3 separate regions of the Homo sapiens genome follow, and regions 2 and 3 are each linked to region 1. The links are chromatin loops, found by intact Hi-C in ENCODE. Cell type or tissue: sigmoid colon. All regions are shown on one strand.

Region 1 (2,500 bases):
CCAGCTCAGCCACTGTGAGTGCTGTAAGGCCAGTCCCCACCTGTGTCCTTCTATTCATCACAAACTAAGCACATGCTACTTTATCTTTTATCTCCTCGTGTCCACAAAACAGGCCACAACCAAGGTCATGCTGCCAAACAGATCTGGGAGAATGGTAATTGACAATTCACGCTAAAAATTGTGTTGAACAAAAATTCTCTTCTATTAGAAAAATGACAGGAGAGACAACTTTGCCATTATGTTGCTTTCTCCTCAATCGGGACACACAAAAAATCTCAATAAAAATGTTATATCAAAGGCTCGCAAACATCATTCAAATCTTCCCTAACCCATTGCTTTCATTTGAAAAACGAGCATTTCATTAAAGACACTTGACAGGATGTTAATTTGTTGTGGGAATCTGTCAGTGTCCAAACAAATACTTGCATGTTTTGTGCAGATGAGGTAACCGCTTGTAGAATGGCAAAACCAGAAGGCATTTGGGTGACCTGCTTTGGCCTTTTGACTTTACAGAAGAAGAAACTGTTGCCTGGTGAGAGAAAGAGACTTGCCCAGGGCCACTCACTGGTAGTAGAACTGGGACTAGAACGAGAGCCTCCCAACCCCCAGGCAGGGCCCTTCCTTCTCACAATGGCAGAACCACAAGATATTGACAATGGAAAGGATCTTGGAGGTCTCCCTAACACTTCTAAATACTGAAAGGTTGGACCAACCACATCAAGAGAGAGCCAACTACGCTGAAGAACGTGTCATCACCTCCTGAGAGCTGCCTGAATTGGAGGCGCAGGTCCCAGGAAGTAGTGACTCCTCTTCAGAAGCTGGGTCTGCAAGCCTGTGCAAATGTGAGGTTTCCGGTTCCCTCCCTCCTCTGGTGGAAGCTGCTAGAGGGCAGACACTACGTATCTCGATTCTTTGCTGTCACCTTTCAGCTGTCAGCTCTGATGTTTCTTCATCCAACGGGTGCTGATGGAAGCTCCCCAGCTGCTGGGTCAGTCGCCAGCCATCTGAGGTGTCGACAGAGAAAGAGAAAGACCAGGAAACCATTTCTAACATAGTTGGCCCAGAGCAGAGAGTGAATCACCAGAAACAGACTGGAAGAGGCTATAAAACGAAAATAAAACAGGATGGTAATTTATGATGAGCAGTAAAAAGGCCTGGGACGCTGAACAGCTAGTGAAGGTTCATTTCCCTCTACTCTGTGGATCTTTAACCATGCTGAGCATTTCCCTGTCCAGCCTGGCAGCCCCTAAAATTTGGAAAGCCCTCTGTCCCCCACATCAAGGTGAGAAAGTAAGGCTGTCTTGACAGCCCTTGGTATACTGGTTCTCCTCTGCAAAAGCACCTGCCCACAGGGCCCCAAAACCCTTACGATAAAATCCATTTCCATTGTGCAACACCATATAGATGGTGAGGCACATTCCCACCCATTATCTCATTTGATCCTTACAGAAACTCTGGGAGGGGACTTCGTTTTTTTTTTTTTTTAAGAGACGGAGGCTTGCTCTGTCGTTAAGCTGGAGTGCAGTGGTACCATCTTGGCTCACTGCAACCTCCGCCTCCCAGGTTCAAGTAATTCCCCTGCCTCAGCCTCCTGAATAGCTGGGACTACAGGTGTGTGCCACCACACCTGGCTAATTTTGGGAAGGGCCTTTTATGAAGACATAAGGGTACTGAAAATCACTCACAGCAAATCAAAGACCCAAGACCTGACAAACCCCAGACCTGGACTCAGGACGACCCAACAACCTATTTCAAGATCAAAGTCTTTCTCAAACCTGCCCCATGAGCCTTGCTAGGAGCAGAAGACTTTGAAATTTAAGATATTAAGTGTAGGCTGTTCCCCTACTTCTACACTCCTCCCATCCACGAAGCCCCAAAGGCTGGAGCCCAGGTCCAGGACAAAGGGCACCCACAAAGAGCCTAAAGAGCCTCAAGGTGGAGTGAGCCAACTTGAGAGGGAGGCCAGCAAACCTCTCTGATGTCAGAGCCTTCAGGCAGTGATTAGGGCAGGCTACCTCTCTGCCTCTCCCTGGCCCTATCAGGGTGGTCACCCATGAGTCACTGAAGTTTATGGAGCCCATGGGCTGTCCCTGCTCTGAGGAGCCCAGCTGGGTCTCCACAAGGCCTGGCCAGGTATCCCAAAGGGCTAAGCCAGCCTCTTCCCCACTTACTGGTGGGTGTGAATTGCTCCTAGCTGCCTGTACCTGTCGACCTCTCGTCCTGTGCAGGGGGGGTGGTGTGTGCCCTCAAGCTCCCAATCTACAAAGTTCAAAAGTGAGGGCATGCAGCAACTGGTGAGAGGGCATCCTTCCAAGCTGGGTTTAGAAGGTGTCTGAATGAGGAGGGAGGTGCCTGGAAGCAGAGCGGCTCTGGACACCCTCACATTCGTGTGGCTGTTTCTTGGGTTGACCTGGGGGTCTTCCTATGGGACTGTCCCTCTGTAGTATGGTGGAGTAGGAGGGAAGAGGGCCAGAGCTGAGAGCTCTGGGGTGGAGTCCAG
Region 2 (2,500 bases), 120 kb after region 1:
CTTGTTCCCGGTCAGCCTGTCCCAGGACAGCCCACTCCAGAGGCACAGGAGGGTCACCAGGCCTGCGGTGCTGAATTCACACTTGCCTTGACTTTCAGTCTCGTCCTGACACGATTCCAAAGGTCTGCCATACTCTTCAGAGGAGTTCGGCTCGCAGGAAAATGTGGGCTTCCTTTAAAGGGAGGGGGAGAAGCCAGGGTGATAGCCCAGACTCTGCCCTGTTGTGCTGGCAGAAACGGGGAGAAGGGTTGAGTTTTCATGAATAGAAAACAAGAGCAGCAGCTGTCAGGCCCAGCTGACAAGCGTGGGGCTGGTGGGCTGGGGCATGGCCACGCCAGGGAGTCTGTCACCTGGGAGGTGGGGCAGGGATGGTGTTTCGGGTGGCGGGATGGGGAGCAGCTTGGTCCATGTGCCTTCAGGGGGTTGTTACTTGAGAGCTCCAGGGTGAAGGGAGAAAGCCTGTGCTCTGGCTGGCTGGGCCTCTATCCTGAAGAGGGAAGGTGCTAGAAATTAGAACAAGTGACTGTAGGGGGGACCGTCTAGAAACACCAGGCCCAGACACACGGTCCCTCAGGTCAGGAGGAGTGAGCAGCCGGCACAGCCTCCTGGGAGGATCCCGAAGTAGGGACTGGGGCTGAGAGCAGAGAGGAGGGTCGGGCAGCCCCAGGGCGGGCGGGCCCGCCTCAGTGTTGCTTCTCACAGAAGCTGCGACTCTAGACCAGGCCTGCAGCCAGAACGCCGATTCCGGGAGCTTGGGAGCCCTGCGTCAGGGCCCAGAGCCTCGCACTTGCTGTGTGCGAAGATCGCCTTGCTTTACTGTGACCACAGCCCCGACGCGGGGCTGTTTAACAAGAACTTCAGCGCAGCCGGCGTTTCTGTTACCCCGGCCGCGGCTCTTGGCGGCGGGAGAGGCGCAGTGGCTGCAGGCTGCCCCCTGCCGGCCACAAGGGAGCAGCGTCCGCGCCGCCGCCCACCGGCCCTCCCGCCAGCTCCTCAGCCTGCTCCCTGGGAGGCAGGCTCCAGAAGCACCCCGACGGGGGGCCTTATTAAGTGCGAGAAGCCTCTCCAGCGAGTCTTCCCCGTGTGTCCTCATCTGCGGCAGGCAGGAGAGGGGGAGCAAACAGGAAATTCCACAGCTGCCTCCAGAAACATTAACCACCCCTCTCTAGTCTTACTGGTATTTTTTGTTTCCTTAATAAAGCTCCAGTCTCCCTCATTTGAGCAATACTCTCATTTCCTCTGATGTCTGGATGATCGGCAGGGCAGGAATCTGAGCGCTGGCCCCGTGGTGAGGCCATGTTCTCATAATCAGGCTCCAGCCAGAAAAATAAGAAACACCGCAACAGGCTTCAGTATCAGGGCTGAAACTGCTGGATGAATAAACTATTTATTAAAAACGGATGTTTCTTGCCCATGGTTCTTTCCCTTCCCCCAAAGCTATGTCTAAGGAATGGCAATGTGTGGACTCCTTAAGCACCAGCTCTGGGAGGTGGCTGGAAGGGAAGGTGGGAGAGACAGCAGGACGTGGGCTCTGCAGTTCCTCCCAGACCTCTGGCCTCTGCCACCCAGTGACCAGTTCTCGAGTAAGCTGCATAACTCTCACAGCCTCAGTTTCCACATTTGTAACGTGTGATGACCCTGTCTTACAGAGTGGCTATGAGGATTGCAGCATGCAGGGTGCCTCCTTGGTCCCAGTGGGTGGCCAGAAGTGGGGGCTAGTGGGGCCTTTTTCCTTTGGCTCCATTTCTGCCTCCCCTCAAGACCCAGAGGTTCCCCTCAGGTGCTCAGCACCAGCCCTGGGAGGAGGAGGAAGAAAGAACAGGGTGAGGTTGGATGGGGCTTCCCAGCAGCTGGTAGCGTCCCTTCATGAGGCCGACTTCTTTGTCTCCTCTGAGGCCCAACCATAGGGAAGCCCACTCATTGCCCACCCATGCGGTCTGGCAGGCACATGAGGGTTCCCTTGCCAGGGCTGCTGAGTGTGCTTCTGGATCTCACTGCTGTCCTTCCTTTTGCAGAGGCCCCAAGGTCAGTCACCCCAAGAAGGCAGCCAGTCCTGCCATGCCCCATGGGGCTTGTGGGCTGTTGTGGTCACCTTTCCCGTTCACAGTGAGCACCAGCCTGTTATCCTCGTCACTAGAGTCACACAGTTGGGTCCATAGTCAAAGGACCTGGAAACGCAACTCGGGAAAAAATGAGCCTGTCTTTCCCTTTTCTGTTCCTCATGAAAGACTTTCCCTCTGCCACGTTTTGTTTTAAGCCGAGAAGGGAGCTAATGCAAGGCTCTATTTCTGTGAAGCTGTTTGGAGAGCAGGAGCGAGATCAAAATAAACTAAATAACAAAAGGCCCCTGCCAGCCCAGCTTCTTCCTTTCTGGAACACAGAGCGCCTTGGCGCAGAGGCCCCGAGGTGTGTCCTCGGCCTCACTCAGGCTGCAGACATTTCAGAGCAGGCTTTCCACCTTCCTCAGCTTCTCAGGGCCAAGTCCCCTTTCAAGCAGCTC
Region 3 (2,500 bases), 57 kb after region 1:
CTGCTCCCCGTCTGTCCGTCCCACTCCATCCCATCGCCTTATGCTGGTGTGGACGGCTCCACATTGCAGGCTTCAGATTCCCTCGCAGGAAGCCAGAGGGTGAGGCTCCCGCCAGCACCCTCTCTCTCGCCTCTCCTGATGCCCTAAGTCACCTCTGAACACAGGGGTGCTAAGTCATGGGCGAAGCGGTGAGGACACCCCCTCTGACTGAAGTCCTTCGTGAATCAGAGCAGCGGGATAGGGGCTGAGTCTGATTTGCTCTGGGCTGACAAGACAGCGGTGCGGGCTTGTGACTATCATTCAGCAGGCTCTGTGGGTGGCAGAATGACAGGATCCCCTCTTACCTCAGTCCTCTGTTGATGTCCCCACCACCCATTTACTCTCACACACACGGTGCTGGCAGGAGTAGGAGCTGAAAGCCTTTGGATTCGAAGCACACTTTTAATTTCTTCTCCAGGGAAAGTGTGAGCTAGAGAGTGCTGGCTTTGAGACGAAGGGGCTGTTCCACCTAGACTATATTTCATCTGTCCTAAGGAACACATTTGTTTCACACTTTAATATCCCTGAAATTGAAATCTGTCTAACAATTGGTGGCATATCCTAGTTTAATCAGCAGCATTTTCCCCCTTCATGGTAAAATAATGGTTCCTTTAAAAATCACTGGTATCTTAGATTTGATGAGACTGGTACTTTGCATCCACCTGGGAGGCAATGCCGACCTCTCCACCCAGGGACATGAGGGAGGCGAGGGAAGGTGACCGGAGGCTGGGCTGCTTTCAGCACCCAGGGCAGTGAGGGAGGGGAGGAGACAAGGGACTGGGCTGCTTTCAGCACCCAGGGAGGTGAGGAAGAGGAGGGAAGGAACTAGAGGCTGGGCTGCTTTCAGCACCCAGGGATGTGAGGAAGAGGAGGGAAGGAACTAGAGGCTGGGCTGCTTTCAGCACCCAGGGAGGTGAGGAAGAGGAGGGAAGGAACTAGAGGCTGGGCTGCTTTCAGCACCCAGGGAGGTGAGGAAGAGGAGGGAAGGAACTAGAGGCTGGGCTGCTTTCAGCACCCAGGGAGGTGAGGAAGAGGAGGGAAGGAACTAGAGGCTGGGCTGCTTTCAGCACCCAGGGAGGTGAGGGAGGGGAGGGGACAAGAGACTGGGCTGCTTTCAGCACCCAGGGAGGTGAGGGAGGGAAGGGGAGGGGACAAGAGGCTGGGCTGCTTTCAGCACCCAGGGAGGTGAGGGAGGGGAGGGAGGGACTAGAGGCTGGGCTGCTTTCAGCACCCAGGGAGATGAGGGAGGGGAGAGGAGGGGACAAGAGGCTGGGCTGTTTTCAGCACCCAGGGAGGTGAAGGAGGGGAGGGGAGGGGACAAGAGGCTGGGCTGCTTTCAGCATTCCCTGCATCAGGCTTTCACTGGGCAGCTTCGGGATATGGGCCCTCCCAAGGCCTCCTGCAGGCAGATGAAGAGCAGAACCATGTTTTGGAGCCAAACAGAAAATTATTTTTGGAGACTCAGGGCAGAAGTTTACCTCTGGTGCCCTGCAGACCTCAGCTGCTGGCGGCCAAGGTCCTCCTTTTGAAGCCTAAATAAAAGTAGCTGAAGCTAGTCCAGCCTCCGCAGCTGGGGCGATGACAGCGAAGTGAACGTGGGCGCGGATGTTCCAGGGAAGAGGGCTTGGGGCTGCAGCTCCAGGCGAGGCCTGTTGAAGTGTTAATGGGCACCATCTCGAAGTGAGAGAATTAGCCCCATGGGGCAGCCAAATGTAAAAAGCCTGGGAATTTAGAAAGAAAATGCTGCCCTGGAGGAGAGGCAAAATGGGAGAGCTCCGGATGCTGAGCTGAGTGGAGAAGCACGTTCTGGACCTCGTCTGGCACAAGCAGCAGGGAACCCCTGACACTGCACTCAGATGCTGGTTCTCACCGCTCCCCTAGAGGCTTGGTGAGCTCCCAGATGGCCATCTCAGCAGACTCCTGTGGGGCAGGTGGCAGGAGGATGATACTGAGATCCATGCCTCTTTCAACAAGCAGCAGAGACAGGAGAAAGCTACTTTGGCCACAGGGGCAGGGGCGGGAGCAGTTGTGAGCCAGCATCTCCAGAGGGAGACCCCAGGCAGAGAGGAGGCTGAAGGACCTGCCTGGCAATGTAGGCTGAGAGCCCCACTGTGTGAGACACTATGCTCCCTCCTCACCCCCTCCGACCTGAGCAGAAGCAAGAGGGTCTGGGAAGCCTGGTTTGCAGGAGAAGGCCAGGAGAGCAGGGCCCTGGAGCCCAAGCCCTGCAGGACGCCTGGCCAGCCCAAGCCAGCTTCGTTCATTCCTACACCTCATAAATACCTGCTGAGTAGCAAAGCAAACAGGCAAAACAGACTCCTCTGAAGGACTCTACGTTCTAGTGAGGGGAGAAATACATTAAACAAAGTAAACATAGAATGACATTGGTGCTAAGCGCCACAGAGAAAAATACAACAGAATGAGGAGGTTGGAACGAACAGGAATACCTCTTTCTACCACT

Evidence for each region. Peaks named below come from ENCODE experiments on the same cell type or tissue, not always from the same donor. Only the 100,000 strongest peaks of a DNase experiment are listed, where the experiment ranks them.
Region 2: it touches region 1 in a loop (3-fold over the local background); 5 of 110 quality-filtered maps call a loop at or near these places.
Region 3: a loop joins it to region 1, with 10 times the contacts of the local background. A loop is called at or near these places in 3 of 110 quality-filtered maps.

What each region holds. Positions count from the first base shown.
Region 1 is chr6:33,885,357-33,887,856 of GRCh38, reverse strand. No RefSeq gene overlaps it. Among named protein-coding and RNA genes, the nearest start is that of LINC01016, 10 kb to the left of the region's middle. In sigmoid colon, no CTCF peak of the experiment used is centred here; a DNase peak (open chromatin) is centred at 996; H3K27ac peaks cover 2,161 bases.
Region 2 is chr6:33,770,114-33,772,613 of GRCh38, reverse strand. LEMD2 (LEM domain nuclear envelope protein 2) reads left to right here. Exons shown (of 9, transcript NM_181336.4): 9 at 1-1,401. Among named protein-coding and RNA genes, the nearest start is that of LEMD2, 18 kb to the left of the region's middle. RefSeq lists silencers at 887-956, 977-1,026, 2,168-2,462 and an enhancer at 2,304-2,500. In sigmoid colon, CTCF peaks have their summits at 749 and 948 (motif pointing left); DNase peaks (open chromatin) are centred at 943 and 1,233; H3K4me3 peaks cover 561 bases; H3K27ac peaks cover 1,514 bases.
Region 3 is chr6:33,828,358-33,830,857 of GRCh38, reverse strand. No RefSeq gene overlaps it. Among named protein-coding and RNA genes, the nearest start is that of MLN, 26 kb to the right of the region's middle. RefSeq lists a silencer at 1,532-1,826. In sigmoid colon, a CTCF peak has its summit at 1,509; a DNase peak (open chromatin) is centred at 1,437.